2 separate regions of the Mus musculus genome follow, and region 1 is linked to region 2. The links are chromatin loops, found by intact Hi-C in ENCODE. Cell type or tissue: left cerebral cortex. All regions are shown on one strand.

Evidence for each region. Hi-C counts contacts between places; a loop is a spot of excess contacts. Peaks named below come from ENCODE experiments on the same cell type or tissue, not always from the same donor. Only the 100,000 strongest peaks of a DNase experiment are listed, where the experiment ranks them.
Region 1: a loop joins it to region 2, with 8 times the contacts of the local background. A loop is called at or near these places in 12 of 42 quality-filtered maps.

What each region holds. Positions count from the first base shown.
Region 1 is chr11:67,097,037-67,105,036 of GRCm38, reverse strand. Myh3 (myosin, heavy polypeptide 3, skeletal muscle, embryonic) reads right to left here. Exons shown (of 41, transcript NM_001099635.1): 31 at 7,979-8,000; 32 at 6,993-7,158; 33 at 6,335-6,459; 34 at 5,551-5,859; 35 at 5,234-5,437; 36 at 5,036-5,161; 37 at 4,069-4,239; 38 at 3,845-3,949; 39 at 3,604-3,699; 40 at 3,372-3,509; 41 at 2,746-2,897. The coding sequence ends at 2,871. It overlaps Mir6923 (microRNA 6923), which reads right to left and starts at 5,233; the gene lies at 5,162-5,233. In left cerebral cortex, CTCF peaks have their summits at 3,095 (motif pointing right) and 4,664 (motif pointing right); DNase peaks (open chromatin) are centred at 3,130, 4,661, 6,400 and 7,053; H3K27ac peaks cover 1,557 bases.
Region 2 is chr11:67,020,350-67,028,349 of GRCm38, reverse strand. It overlaps Tmem220 (transmembrane protein 220), which reads right to left and starts at 3,196. Exons shown (of 6, transcript NM_001291042.1): 1 at 3,079-3,196; 2 at 2,412-2,441. The coding sequence starts at 3,171. In left cerebral cortex, CTCF peaks have their summits at 3,385 (motif pointing left), 5,780 (motif pointing right) and 7,161 (motif pointing right); DNase peaks (open chromatin) are centred at 3,320, 4,056, 5,841 and 7,183; H3K4me3 peaks cover 1,461 bases; H3K27ac peaks cover 205 bases.

The sequences.
Region 1 (8,000 bases), 77 kb before region 2:
ACCATGTGTCTTTTTCTGTAGTGAGCAAGTATAAAGAGACCCGTCTCATCACCATCGAGTCTTTATGCAACGATGTGAGAAAGTGCCTGCGGTGTACACTGTAAGAGTTCAATAATAGCACTGAGGTCATCCTGCTCGCCCTTGCCGGAGCGGGCTGCCCTTCTGAGGCTCGTGTGGCATGCCTGAGCCTCCCTCGGAAGGAGATTCCTCTTCTCATTTTTCTCTGTTCACTAACAGGGCTGATGGCCTCTATCACGGAGGGTCTCTTTTGCTTTATGGAGTAAGCAAACTCATTTTAAAAAAAAAAAAAAGTCATGATATTCCTAACTCTTGGAAAGTGATTTTTTTTTCTACCTATATCCTTCACAAAATTGCTGCCTAGCACCAGGGTAGCTTCCAGAACTGAACTGTGCTCTTGTGTGCAATGCCATGTTTCACTGGTGAGAGGACAAGGCAGAGCCCACAGCCTCGGGGACTTTCAGGAGGGTGTGTTGTGTGTGCATGTGTGAGTTTGTGTGTATGTGTGTGTGTGTGTGAGTATGTGTATGTGTGTATGTGTGTGTGGAAGAGAGTATGTGTGTGTGTATTGTGTGAGTGTGTGTGTGCATGAGTGTGTGTGTAGTGCATATGTGTGTATGTTTGTGTGAATGTGTGTGTGTGTGTGTGTGTGTGTGTGTGTCCATTCTGCATTTAGGCACATCAAGAGCTTCTTTGGTGAATTGTTAAGTTCTGTCAGCACACTGACTTCAAACAACACTTGTTCCATTTCCCTTCCTTTCTCATCTATAAATGCAGCCTAGACTTGTAAAATATAAGAACTGGTTCCAAAAAAGAATCACAGAGTCAGAGTCTTCCCTAAGGATGAAAGGGAATAGTTACTATTCAATGCTGTGTCCCATATTTTAACAAACTGTCATATAAATCCAGTCCTAACAACTCCTTGGATCAGTCAGATGGCTCAATGGGTGAAGGCGCTTGCTACCAAGCTTGATGGCCGGAGTTCAGTCCCCAAGGCAAATATAGTGGAAGAAAACTGACTCCCATAAGCTGTCTTCTGACCTCCACATACATGCTTTGAGCATGTACACACACACACACACACACACACATTTTTAAATAGAGCACAACATTAAATTTTAAATCCATACAGTGTAACTGGCTTATAAAGCCTGTTAAATCTCAATATATAAGTCCTTTTACTAGTCTGTATTTTTATATGCAATGTATTTTTTAAACTCTATTATTTGTTCAGCCGAGCTCCTCATACTATAGATTTATCGGTTGCATCTTATGTTGCTGACTTGGGAGCAGTCCCATCTGGAGGCCTGATCAGGCCCAGTGTAGGGTGTTGATGGGGACTCCTATGTAAGCAAAGGTGCGCACGCCCTTATCTAGGAGGCCGAGAATGCCTGGCAACCTGTTTCCTACTTCTGATAGCAATTCATTAAGGGCTCCTACTTTGTGTGAAAACCGTGACAGCCCAGATCTCGTTTCTTCTGCACTCACTACCCAGAATCCCTGGGAACGAGGTTTGCTCTGTCTTCTCCATTGTCACTTCCCACAGAAGGCGGTGTGCAGCAGCCCTCCTGACTTCTGAGAGGGGAGTGACCATTGCTCTTCCGGCCCCACCTCAGCTTGGGCTGTAGATCAAACCTCTTCTCAGTGCCATGATTTCCTCTTAGCAACAGCCGCCTCTCACACCTCTTGACAGCTATGGCATTGCCATGAAGCAGTGACGGCAAATCAAAGCAACATGTTCTTAGAGAAAGGATGATTGCAGAACCACCAAAAAAGGCAAACCTGACCAGAACAACGCCCTCCTTCCTTCCATAGCCGCAAACCCTACATATGCCAACTCGGTTCCCAGCACCGTCAAAAGACCCTTGGACTTTACTCCCCACCTGGGTCAAACTGGGTCATCCAACATCTTCTAGACCTCAGTAAAGAAAGAGACTCAGCAGCCTCCTCTGATGAGTGTGCCCATGGCAATCCACCTGTTGAGTTGACCTTGGATAGAGGATTCTGTCCTGCTGGCTAGTTCACATGGTGGCTATCCTGCCTTTCTCCACATTTGTCCTCTTCCGCTTGGCGATGAGTGAGGGGTCTGTTTATTTGGCTCTGGAATAAGGTGGATTGCACCCAAGATAGCAAGACTTAGCGGGGGGTGGGGGGGCAGAATGGATTCTTTTTCTTTCCTTACTTTTTAAAATGCCTTGTTTGTTTGTTTGTTTGTTTGTTTGTTTGTTTGTTTGCAGTGCTGAGAGTTGAACCCTGAGCCCTGTGTATCTGAGGCAAGAACTCTACCACAGGCCTCTGAGCTCTCAGCAGGACCAGACACCGTGGCATTCACTCACCTCTTGTATGGAGCCTAGCATTATTTACCAGCTTTGAGATACATCATTTCCCCAGTAAAATGTGCGGAGAGAAATCCTCCCCAGTTTGAAACAAGGTGTTCCTGAACCCAATCTTTGTGTCTCTCTTATATGATATTAATAGATGACTTTCATAGACTCTCCCTCCCCACCCCACTGAAGCAATGCTTAGCCCCCTCCCCCGTGCAAGCAAGCACACAGGTGCGTGTGCACACACACACACACACACACACACACACACACACACCACATACACAACGATTTAAATCTACGAAGACATCCGCTTACTAATATTTCAGCATTCAACATAAAAATCGCCAAAAGGGGAATAAATTCCCCTTTTGGGAATGAGGAAGGCACAAGACAAAACAAACCAACTTGAAACAAGGCAAACTTTATTGCATGTGGAAAAGTGATACGTGGAAATTAAGTAGAATTGTCAGGAGCCACGAAAATATACATTCTGCATATCTTCTGCCCTGCACCAGGAGGTCTTGCTCACTCCTCGCTTTCATGGACCACCATCTAGAGAGAATGTGGATGCTCTCAGTCAAGTCAGGCAGCAGAGACACTTCCTGGACCCCTCTCCCCGTACGCATCAAGGAGTTGTCTGTATATTTCAATGGGATGCAAGGAATTTGGGGGTCCTTTGAGAGGATGCCTGAGAAACTGGTCCTCAAAGAGAGCGAGTCCCCTCTAGGAGCCACAATGGGCCTGTGGGTACAGTAATTGCAGACACCTTCAGCCACCTCTAGAGGGTGCTCCGGAACAGCTTCTCTCATACCAGCAGAGGGCGCAGAAAAGACAGCGCTCCCCCCCCCCCGTCCACCCCCCCCCCCATTATAAATGTATTTCTAGTGAAGCTCCACCCAGGTAGATGACTGTAAAGAACGTTTTCTCTGAGCCTGAGAATCTCTGACTGGGAAATAGAGGATCCCCTACAGCAACTTCCAGCTCTGAAGGGTCTGTATCTCTTTGGGCATTCCCAGGTCAGCTTACCCGGCTAGAGGTGAAGTCACGGGTCTTTGCCCGCAGTTTATTGACTTGCGATTCTGCGATATCAGCCCGTTCCTCGGCCTCCTCTAGCTCATGCTGGGCTTTCCTGAACTTGGTGAGATGAGCATTGGCTTGTTCATCCTAAAGATAAAGAGTCCAGCGGGTGGAATCTGCAGGATTCCCTCCTGGATCTCCCCGTGGGAAATGGGCGAGGCCATGCATGCATCTGACTTACAGCCTCCTCAGCCTGCCTCTTGTAGGACTTGACTTTCACTTGGAGTTTATCCACCAGATCCTGCAATCTCAACACATTCTTCCTGTCCTCCTCACTCTGCAAATGAACATAGGGATGTCGTTAAAGAAGGGGGGGGGGGTGCTGTAATAGGGCCTAGCCAGTCTGGGGGTGCACACATGTTCTGTCCCATTCCAAGCTTTGAGTGGTATTTGTACCTCGGAGAGGTGATCTTTCCACCTACCTGATATGTGAGCTCCTTAACACGCCGCTCATACTTCCTCAGGCCCTTCACAGACTCTGTGTTCCTCTTCTGCTCCCCTTCCAGCTCAAACTCCAGCTCTCTGATCTGGAGAGATGTTTGCAGATGTTATTCTAGCGCTGAGCCCTGATTGGGAGCCGAGGGGCTGGGAAGCTGGGCTTGGCCAAGCAGAGGTCCCCACCTCCCGACCCCCGCCCATCAGGTACCCGTGTCTCCAGTTTCTGAATCTGCTTCTTGCCGCCCTTCAGCGCCAGCTGCTCAGCCTCATCCAGACGGTGCTGCAGGTCCTTCACCGTCTGCTCCAGGTTCTTCTTCATCCTCTCCAGGTGGGCGCTGGTGTCCTGCTCCTTCTTCAGCTCCTCCGCCATCATGGCGGCCTGAAAGGCAAAGCGTGTGGGCAAGGCTTCAAAGATCTTGCAGCGGTGGAAGCCGGCATTCCACGGTGGGCAGAGGAAATGCTTTACAGAAAGGACAGTGGGTGAGGTCATGAATGTGTCACGTTGAAAGAGGGCAAAAGCTACATCTGAGATATACATTTTTATAAAATAAACTCTACACGGACTTGAATGAGAAGCAATATCCTGAAACTGGTTTCCTCTGGACCTATCCAAAACCCAGGTTTTGCTTTGTTTGGTTTGGTTTTTGTTTTGTAATCATCACCAACACACAGTTTCAAAAGCGCCTAAGGCTTGGAGGAGATCAACCTGAGATGGTAGAATCCCATCAGGGAGGGACTCAAGAAGTAACGCCTAAAGGAAAGTAAAATAGCACTGGGGTGATATTCCCATAGAAGGCAGTAGGTGGCGCCATTATAGCGACAGAATCAGAAAGCCTGGAGGAGACCCAGGAAAGTTAGAGAGGAAAGGAGCCATGTGACAGGATAGCACCCTCGGAGGGTCTCATTTCCAGATGCAAATGAAAGAAACACCTCTCCAGGGGCAGATTAAAAAAAAGTAGACCTCTTTCCTGCCTTTCCCCCACCTGCGGCTTTTAACAGTACAAGAGGGCACAGGCGAGTTTGAACGGAGATGGGAATGGTCTGGGGTCAGCATGGACACCATGTGTGTCCTGAGAGGGTAGACTTCTACCGGTCATATGTGGGGTTAAAGGCAAGGAGGGCTTTAACGAGACACAGTATCAGCGGCCACAGTGGGGAGGAAGCAGGAGCCTCACGTCAGTGATGGCCTTTTTGGCCTTCTCCTCTGCATTCCTTGCGTCCCTGCAGGCATCCTCCACCTCACTCTGGAGCTGCGTGAGGTCAGTCTCCAACTTCTTCTTGGTGTGGATGAGGCTTGTGTTCTGGGGAGGAGGAGGGAGTGTCATACAGTGCGTCTGGGGTGGACCCTCACACCCCAATCCTCCTGCCCTCACCTGGGTGTGCAGCAGCTGGACCCTCTCATTCGAATCCAACAGCTCCTGCTCTGCCAGCTTCCGGGCCCTCTCCGTCTGCTCCAGCGTGGCCCGCAGCTCCTCCACCTCAGCCTGCAGGAGGTTGGCTCTGCGTTCCACGATGGCCAGCTGCTCCTTCAGGTCCTCCTGGCCCCGGAGAGCGTCATCCAGGTGCAGCTGGGTGTCCTAGACAGAAGCCAAGAGCGTGTGAAGAGGAGAGCCAAGGACCACAAACTTGGCCTAGTCTTTTCATATCTGGACACTGGCAAAGTCCCCCCACCCCAGGACGCTCCCTCCACCTTCAGCTGTCCCTGGACGCTCCGGAGGTGCTTGATGGTCTCTGCGGCCTGGCGGTTGGCGTGGCTCAGCTGGATCTCGATCTCATTGAGGTCGCCCTCCATCTTCTTCTTCAGGCGGATGGCCTCATTCCTGCTGCGCACCTCAGCGTCCAGGGCGCCTTGCATGGTCTCCACTGTCCTCTGGTAGTTCCTCTTCAGCTGCTCGATCTCTTCATCCTTCTCTGCAATCTTCCTATCAATCTCTGATTTCACCTGGGTCAGTTCAAGCTGGATCCGGAGAATCTTGGCTTCTTCGTGCTCAAGAGCTGCCTTTAAAAGACAAAGCAAAGAAAGAACAGGTCCTGCGCTGCTCTAGAGCAGACCACACAACCTTGGGTCAGCAGAACTCTGAGGAGAGATTCCTAAGTCAAATTCCATAATAGTCAAAACTACCTTTAAGTAAACTAACTTACCTTTAGTGCAGAAGTGAAAGATTTTATGGTTAATCATTTATGATTGTGCAAAAACCAAAAGTATTTACAATCTTCCAGTTACTTAAGAGCAAGAAGCACCTTACAGCTATTCTAACTTCAGCTAAGGGTTTGCAAATTTTCAGCCGTAAACCTATTGTAACATAATGATTTTCTCCAACTTAAGACAACTCACAGGCATTATCTTACTCAGGCACACAGTCATAGGGAAGGAGCGAGCACTGGGTTCATGATTCCAGAAGCATAAAGTGTGAACGTCTCGGGTACCACGCTGTTGCCCCTGTTCTGGCTGCTGCCTCCCAACCCATCCTCACCTCTGCTTCCTCCAGCGCCATCTGGATGTCAGCCTTCTCCAGCTCCATCTGTTTTCTGGATTTCTCTAGCTCATGGATGCTTTTACCGTTCTCGGCAATCTGTTCAGTGAGATCTGCTATCTCTTCTGCAATGAAATGAGCTCGCATTGCATCTGAACGCCTGCCTCTGCACAGGCTCCTGGGAATGTGAAGCGCCCACTAGATGCCTGTCGTTAGCTCTCTGTAACTCTAAAGACCTCTGCTTCTCAGAGCTAAGACATAGTATAGAGACTCAAAACAACAACTTGCTGGGTTGGAGAGATAGCTCAGCGGTTAAAAGCACTGACTGCTCTTCCAGAGGTCCTGAGTTCAATTCCCAGCAACCACATGGTGGCTCACAACCATCTGCAATGGGATCTCATGCCCTCTTCTGGTGTGTCTGAAGAGAACGTACCCATATAAATTAGATAGATAGATAGATAGATAGATAGATAGATAGATAGATAGATAGATCTTTAAGAAAAACCAACTTGTCAACAGTGAACAGTTTCTATTGGTGCATCAGCAGACCCATGTAGAGGAGCTTGAATAACAGAGTCTCATCCACCCTCACACACTCTGGCCACGATGGGTGACAAGAAGGGTTTCCCACAACCTCGGACAGTTCGGAAAGGCTTACGTTCTAAGTTCTTATTCTCCCGTTTCACGGTTTCAAGTTGATCCAAGGCTTCTTCATAGGCATTCTTCAGTTTGAAGAGCTCAGTGCTCAAGGACCGGGATTCCTTGAGAGCTGCCTCCAGCTCGGCTTGGCTCTCCTCACACTTCGTCTTCCACTCAGCTAGCACCTGCAGCAGCATCGTGGAGAGGTTCTGTCAGTGAACTCTCTGCCAAGCATCTAACAGAATGTCACCCCTGAAGTGGCTACTCTCAGAGTTAGGGTTCTCTACCATTGCCTGGTCTAGATCACTGAATAAGCAAAGATGTTATTCCATTAGCTTATTCTAGATAATCAATCAGTAACTGCTGCCATATCCAGAAGACAAATGAATTCCTTTTTTAAAAAATTTATTTATTTATCATATGTAAGTACACTGTCGCTGTCTTCAGACACACCAGAAGAGGGCATCAGATCTCATTATGAATGGTTGTGAGCCACCATGTGGATGCTGGGATTTGAACTCAGGACCTTTGGAAGAGCAGTCAGTGCTCTTACCCGCTGAGCCATCTCGCCAGCCCCACAAATGAATTCTTAAAGAAGGAATTAGCGAGACACGATCACTCTTTTCCTAATACCAAAAAAAAAAAAAAAAAATAGCCCTGAAGGGAAGGATTTCATTAAAGCACTGGTTCAAACCATGCCTGTGTGTCACAGGGAGGGACCTAAGATGGAGCTTCAGCCACATAAAGGCACAAGTATGAGCGATGGAAAAGATCGTGTCCTGGTGGAAACTGTCTCATTGCTACAACAATCCTCTCAAGGGACTTCTGTCCCATCCCATTCTCAGTCCATGTCACAATGGAGAAACAAATTGCTAGTGAAGTTCGGGGAATTTTTTTAAGGCCTCCATGCTAAAGAAGGGCAGAGCAGGGAGCCTCTCCTTCCTCCTCCAGCCCCCACAACGTGCCCACGCCACGGAGCTCAGCCAGCACGGAGCGTCCCTGCACCTTGTCAAAGTTCCTCTGCTTC
Region 2 (8,000 bases):
CACTTATAATGTTCTCTTCTGATACTTTTGGGATTTAGTAAATGCAGTTAGCTTATTAATTTATGAATGAATGCGTGTGCATCTGTGTATATGCATGTGTGTAGGATCTAAGTGGTAGTGGTCAGAGGACACCTCTGTGGAGTCCATTCTCTTCATGGGTCCCTAGGACCAAAATCAGGCTTTAGGCTTCTGGGCAAGCAACTTTACCCACTGAGTCATTTTGCCAGTCCTTCATTATTATTATTATTTTTAACCAATGGAAAAACTAAAGGTATCATAGTATCCACTTAACAGAATTTAATTTGTAAAGTCATTGAGTACCCTGGACTTGTCCCTAATTCTCATCCATTGCAAAAATGGTCATGTCCAGGAATATAGGTAAGGCGGTGTCTCCCAGGGCCAAGTTAATGCCATACAAGGCATTTTAACAAGGTATGGTTGCATATAAATCACACCGAGACTCTAATAACAACACGGCATGCTGATTTGTGCAAACCAAATGCCACCTGTCCAAGGGACTTCTTGGGAAACATTTTGTCTGTAACTGGAGGGATGGAAGCCCAGGAGGAAACCTATCTCGCTCCTGCTTTGACTCCTCACGCATTGGGTATACTCCTCTGGGGCTTAGAGAGGTCTGCAGCTGCAGAAGCTATTCAATAAACATGAGGAAGGCTGAGAAGAGAAAGCCCTATTCCTTCATGCCACTCTTGACCACCAAGTGACCACCAGAGTTTCTTTCTTTCTTTCTTTCTTTCTTTCTTTCTTTCTTTCTTTCTTTCTTTCTTTCTTTCTTTAATTATGGAACGCTTCGTTTCTTACGTGATATGTTCTGTATTTCTATAACCTGTTGTTATAATCCACATCCCAGTATTTGCCTCTGTGATGCAAGTAGCCTCCATGAACAAGGTACAGCAGGGACTGTGGGAAGGAGCTGGGCGAAGACCTAGTTTCCAAAGTGCAGAAAGCAACATAGTACTGTTCATCTGTGCATCCATTCCTTCTGTACTTCCCTCGGGAGGATCTTTACGAGGAAACTTTATACAAGGCTCCTAAGAAGATGGAGACCATGTCCCTGTCCTTCTGGAAGCTGGCTGCCCAGAGCATCAGCCAAAGGAGTTATTGCTACAATAAGAGATCAGGAAGGATGGTCAGATCCTCCTGGAAAGAGGCAGAGCGACTGAGATGGCATCTGAGACAGTCCTGGGAGCCTGGGCACACAGCAGCAGGCAGGCTAGGGGCAAGGCCCATTTGCCATCATTTCTGGACTAGACTCCAAAGACAATGCTGGAAATGTGGGATGGGCCATGCTATGGTGGGGCTAAAGACCAAATGGAGGAGCTCCGACTTAGCTTGGGAAACAACAAAGGGTTTGAAAGCGGACAGTGTTGTAGAGGCAGAGGAGGCAGGAGGCAGATAGAAGAGTTATAAGGCTGTCTTCAGGGGAAGTAAGGGAGGGCTGAGTGGGAACGAGCAAAGGTAGGGTACTCAGGCACTGTGCATGTACCTATGCCTAGAATGGATGCTGCTGAATTCTTTTTTTACTTTTGACAGCATCTCAGGGCAGTGATGTTAAAGGCAACAGGTATTGAGTGAAGATGCCTAGTAGCTCTGCTGAGAACAGAAATTGCTGGGTCAGTCAGGAGGTGGACGAGGCTTAGGGAGGAGGTGTTCTGTGGGATCCCAGACAGGTTTCACAGAGCAGCATGGTGGTGCTGGTGGCTATTTGGAGCCATCTTTTAGAGAATCAACATGGAGCTTCCTGAGGGGATATATGAGATATGATTGTGAACTCAGGCTATGGAGCAAAATGCTGAGGAGGTCATCTAATTTGGGGAGAGGGGACTCTGGATAACAAGCAGTTTCAGGCCATGGTTCTACTGCACCAACATTCAAACCAGGCTAGAACTCAGCTCTGCATTCCTGGTGTTCTCACTCACTGCTCTCTATACAGTGAACACTGTCCCCAAACCCAAGAATGAGTTTCTCAGTGATACTGTGCAGTCTGCCTCCAAGACGGTCTATTGTTGTCTGAGAACAAAAGTCACAGATGGATATAACCGGCACACATCCTTGTTACGGCTGTCATAAAGGTTAGCATAATGTATGTCAAATGACTAGCATGTTGTAAGTCCTTAGCAAAGACAGGAGCTCTTACTGTCATGCCCGGTGTAGTCATGGGAAGTGGGAGTCGCTGGTATAAGCTCTCTCTGCAGAAAGACTTTCGTGTCTACAGAAAGTTCAGAATTCACATCTCCATCAGTTATATGATCAGAGTGATTTCCCCCTCCGATGCGAAAAATTAGGGACATGAGCTCACAGAGGTATTAATTTCTGGGTTTTAGACAAGAGTCCCAGGATCAGAGTGTAGTCGTGTCAAATGGAGGAACGTTTTGCAAGTAGCTCATACTCACCACCCACAACTCTGCATCTGGATCGTTTACCTAGAATGTCAAAACGTCAAGGTGTTAGCTCACATTAGATCCATGTATCCTCTGTCTGGTCTGGCCTTGTGTTTACTATTCATTGCGAAGAACTAGGCGCTACAATGGGCTCAGGGTACATAACACCATGAGCTAGTTTAGCAGTCTGCACATCCCGATGGCAGCAGGGACTCTCCTCTCGGTTGAACACAACAGGTAGATCTAACCACCCAGCCATGCATCTTTTGAAAATAACTGCTTGGGATTTCCTAAGAACTATTATAGTGTATATGAAAATCCTAGGTCCCAAGATACGAGGGCAGTCACCCTGAGGATGATCAGGAAGAGGTCTAGGAAGGGTAAGGATGCTGTCTATTCTATTTCCACTTTCCTCCCAGGCGCTAAAACCCATCTCACTGAGGCTGAAGATTCGAAAAGGTGTCAGAGCTGCGGTTCTGGGCCCCTTTCTAAGTGACCGGCTGCACAAACTTGCACGCGGGGCCGCTAGGTCAAGCTCTGAGTGCGTTGCCTAACTACACATATTCATCCATGTTCTTTCTGCTTGAAAGGACTCTGTGGGTCCCAATTCGGCTCCACCCTGAGAACTGGTCGCCCAGGCTTCGCGGTCCCTCTGCCAGCCCTCCTCAGCCCGCCTGACCTGCACCACAGCGGCCAGGGCGAAGAAAGCTGCCATGAGTGCGTTGCAGGCCCGCCACAAGCCGGGAGCCCAAGTAGCCACTGCTGGCGCCATGACCTGGAAGCCGGAGGAGCAGGACAGGCCCCAGAGGGGCGTGGCCAGAGGGCGAGGCTGGGCTAGCGGGGCGGTACCCAGGAGGGGCGGGGCGTAGTAGGTGGGGGAGGGACAAGGGGCAGGGCTCAGACAGCGGGAGCGGGGATACAAGGGCGAGGCGAGCCCTTCTTCCCTCCCCGCCCTCCTCAGGTCTAGAACGGTCTTGCGGCGCTCTCTAGTGGATAAAGTGTATCATTGGCATGTGCCTTTCTTTTCCCTTATTCTTTCTCTCATTAAAAAAGCAAATGAAGCCGGGCGTGGTGGCGCACGCCTTTAATCCCAGCACTCGGGAGGTAGAGGCAGGCCTGGTCTACAAAGTGAGTTCCAGGACAGCCAGGGCTACACAGAGAAACCCTGTCTCGAAAAAACAAAACAAAACAAACAAACAAACAAACAAACAAAGCAAATGAAAGAAACAAAACAAACACAACAGAACAAACCAGAAACGCAAATGAAGAAGAGAAAGGAAAAGAAAAAGGACGCGCTAGCGCGCGTGTTCTGGTTAGGTTTTGTTTTTGTTTTTGTTTTTCCGTTTTCTGTGAAAGGGTCCAGTGGCTGTCCTGGAACTCACTATATAAAACACACTAACTTCAAACTCACAGTCTGGTCTCATTTACACATTCATAGTCCTAAATAGTGCTGGAATTAGTATTTAAGTGCTTCTTTTTAAAGCTCCCGTGCTTCCAGAGGGAGGAAAACATTGCGACATTTCTGAAGTGAGTTCCAGAGGCAGCTCCCTTTACCTTCACGTGCTCTCATCATATAAGATATTTATTTATGTATTATACATATTTATATTTCTAACCCATCTGCAAAACCAACGTTTCCAACACTCATTTGCTATGCATTTCTTAGAAAGGGAAGACTTGGAAGTATTGGCAGCTCTCTGCTCACTTATTTCAGCCAGTTTCCTGTTGTGTAAGCTACGGAGTAGCTCTTCTTTGGGCTCATTTACACATGCATAGACCGAATCATTGTTATTCTAAATAGTCTTTGTCACCTCAAATCCTGCATTTTGGGTGCCTGACTGTTCTGCTTTCCTTTTAACTAAAAGAAGAAAAAGATCAACTTCTCAGAAGTGTTTTCCATTCAAGGGCAGCCTTTAGAGCAGCACTTCTCAACTTGTGGGTCGCGACCCCTTCGAGGGGGCCAAAGGACCCTTTCATAGAGTTCCCCTAAGACCACCAGAAAGCAGATTTGCATTATGATTTATAACAGTAGCAAGATTACAATTATGAATAGCAACAAAAATAATTTTATGGTTGAGGGCCACCTTTGTTGTGATCATAAAAAAAGAAAGAGCTATAAGAATATGTTCTGGCAGGGTGTGGGGAAGGAGATGTCTCCGTGGGTCCATGCCAAGGTATCCCTTCCCTCTGAGGGACCAGCCACACAACAGTATAGTATGGAATAGTTTATTTAGGGCGCAAGGAGGGGAGTAAAGAGGGCAGTAGAGGCAGGGAAAGGCAAAGAGAGAGAGGGTAGAGAAGTAGAGGTCGGCCATGACCACGTGGAGAGAAAGGAAGTGAATGGGGAGAAAGAGGGAGCAAGGGGCAAGAAGCAAGAGGCAAGAGAGTAAGAGAGTAAGAGAGAGAAGAGGGGCCAAGCAGCCCCTTTTATAGTGGGCCAGGCCTACCTGGCTGTTGCCAGGTAACTGTGGGGGTGGAGTCCAGACAGAATACCAACAACCATAACATGAGAAACTGTATTAAAGGGTCACAGCATTCAGAAGGTTGAGAATCTCTGGTTTAAACTGAAGGAACTCCTTGTTTGGGGAATATCATCTGCTGGGTGCCTGGCATAGCACAAGAATGGAATTCCTTCCTCAGAAAAGGGAACACCGGGGTGGGGGTGGGGGTGGGGAGCTGGAGAGATGGCTCAGCAGTTAAGGGCACTGATTGCTCTTCCAGAGGTCCTGAGTTCAATTCCTAGCAACCACATGGTGGCTCACAACCATCTGTAATGGGATCTGATGCCCTCTCCTGGTGTGTCTGAAGACAGCGACAGTGTACTCATAGAAATAAAAACTCTTAAAAAGGAGAGAGAGAGAGAGAGAGAAAGGGAGCTTGGGGGTCTTGGAGAAGCAGGCACCAACTACTTTTACTAATATTGGGTGTGGCTCCTCTTCCGGTCTCCCTCACTAATCAGCCTCGAATGCGGATAAGGCAAGGTCACCTTCAGTGCTTCGCCTCTGCGTGGAAAGAAAGAAGCTAAAGTGGAGAGCGCTGTGGGCGGGATTACCTACCCACCCACTCCCTGCCCCCACCCCTGTAGCCCCATTTTTTTGGAGCCTTTAAAGAGGTGGTTAAGTTAAAATGAGGTCATGGGCTGGTAAGATGTAAAGCAATTGCAACACAAAGCTACCTACCTCAGTTTGATCCGTGTGAAAAGACAGGAGGAATCTGGCCACTCCCACCCACCCCCACACATCCTTGATGTGCCCTCAAACACACACACACACGTGTACACACACACACACACTCACACTGATGATGATAATAATAATAATAATAATTAACAATATTAATAGTGAAAGAACATTTTTTATTTATGCAGACAGCATTCTGCCTGCATGCCAGAAGAGGGCGCCAGATATCATTATAGTTGGTTGTGCGCCACCATGTGGTTGCTGGATTTGAACTCAGGACTTCTAGAAGAGCAGTCAGTGCTCTTAACCTCTGAGCCGTCTCTCCAGCTAAAAAGAACATTTTTTTTTTTAAACGAGGCCACAAGGATGAACTCTATTCCAATAGACTGGTGTCCCTGTGGGAAGAGGTACCCAGGACACAGAGGGAGAGAAAGGACTCTGTGAGGCCACAGGAGAAGGCTCCATCTACAAGCAGAGGAGAGAGGACCAGAAGAAACTGCCATTGCTAGAAGAACAGAATATAGAGAGGATGGTTGGGGGAGTCTACACTGAATCACACGGGCTTCTCCTGAAGTATCTAAAACCAGTGAAGGGCAAGATAGTCTAGCAAGCCGGGCGTGCCCCTGCAAAGCCTGCCTGGACTCTGATTTGGAGTGTTTGCAAAATTTAGCTCCCATTGTGAACACTTGAAGGCAAATTAAAATTGATGGCCAATGAAAGGCATCTGACCTAAAGAATGCTCCTCAGATGTCCCCACATGTCACTGGAAAGAGAAGAGATTTTACTGCCCCATCCTCCCTGGTCCCTGGATGGACAGCGTATGTCTAACCATCTTACGCTGGTTATGGGTATGAAGCACATTGGACCATTTTCTTCATCCATTTACTAAATATACAGGACTTCCCACGTGTCTGGCACTGAGCTGATTGTCGGAGTCTGAGAACTAAACACAATTAGAGAAATAAGCGGGTGATCTCAGTGGGCAGGATAGCGGGGACGGCCCAGAGACGGCCTCTGTGGAAATGTGCACAGTCAGGACTCTGACCTTTCCCAAGGGTCCTTAGAATTTTCCTGACTAAAATGTGAATGAGTGCAAGTGGGGAAGTCTACATGGAGCCATGCTCAAGGCAGAAAAGAGCATGCGTGAGGAGGACCTGGTCCCCAAGGCCACCAGGCCACCTGTAGTGGTGACGAATATAGTGAGAACAGTTGTTGGAAGGTAGGAAAACAGGAGTAAGTGTGGCTGAAGTTGGGCTTTTCCGAGGGCACGGAGAAGCCTCCTAGAGGGTTTTGAGACACATAGAAAAACTTTTCAGGAAATACTGCTTTTCTTCCATGACCCGGGGAGGCTTAAGGGTTCATCTGTAGACGTGGTCTCATTTCTCCAAAGGCCATAGAGCAGATCCCTCGGGACGTGCTTGATATCACTTTGCTTGCCTCTTAGCTATCTTGAAGACGGAAGGATCTTCCCACCCATAGCCTTGTCCCTTTGCACTAATAAGATAAAGGACGTGGGAGGACAGAAGATTTAAAAACCACTTCTCTCCTAATCTTGACTTCGGTATTTAAGGGTTAGGCTGTTGGAACTGTGAGTGTCCACAAGGTGGCGGACTTTCTCTTCGAACCGATTCCTGTGTGGGGTAGGGGAGAGGCAGGGCGGAGGGGTGGGGCGGGGAGGATTGTGCCTCCCCTAGGATCTCCCTGGGTAGGTCTGATGTAGACTTTCGGGGTGGATATGAACTTGGAATCAGCCCGAGGTGAAGAAATACAAATAGAACTTTGTACCAGGAACTTTGAGCTGAAGCATCGCTAAGAAGGAGCGGAGCTTTGCTGTGCCACTGGCAGAGCTTAAACCCATTTGCTACCCAGGAGGCAAATGAGGAGCAAATGAGCAAATGGAGTAAATGAGGCACGACCCCCCTCCCCACCCCCAGCAAACGATAATGGTAATAGCGTAGGTTGTAGAGTCTTTATGCAATCCCAAGGTAGCTTTTGACGTCTTAACAGCGTCTCAAAGTCTGCATTTGTAAATCTAAACTAGGAGACATTAGTTTCTCGGGTGGGACTCTCTCTCTTCCCTGGACGACACAATCACGTACAGTTAACTCTTTTTGTTGGTTGTGTAAGGGTGACTTAGCAAATTATCCTGAAAGCAGAGGAATGATAGTCTCTTTACCAAAACAGAGAATCGATTATCTCATAGTTCTAGAGTCTGGAAGTCCTGTCAGCAGGACCACACTCCCCTGAAAAGGCTTAGGGGAACCACCTGCCTTGTTTTTTCTAGCTTTTGGGGGGCTCCTTCTGGACAAATCTCTCCTGTGGACTGTCTTGACTTATCTGTGTAGGTACCTGTCTGGTTTCCCCCAGCCCCCCAGGAAAGTCCTTTTCCTAAAGTCAAGCATTTAGAAAAAAGTCCCCATTT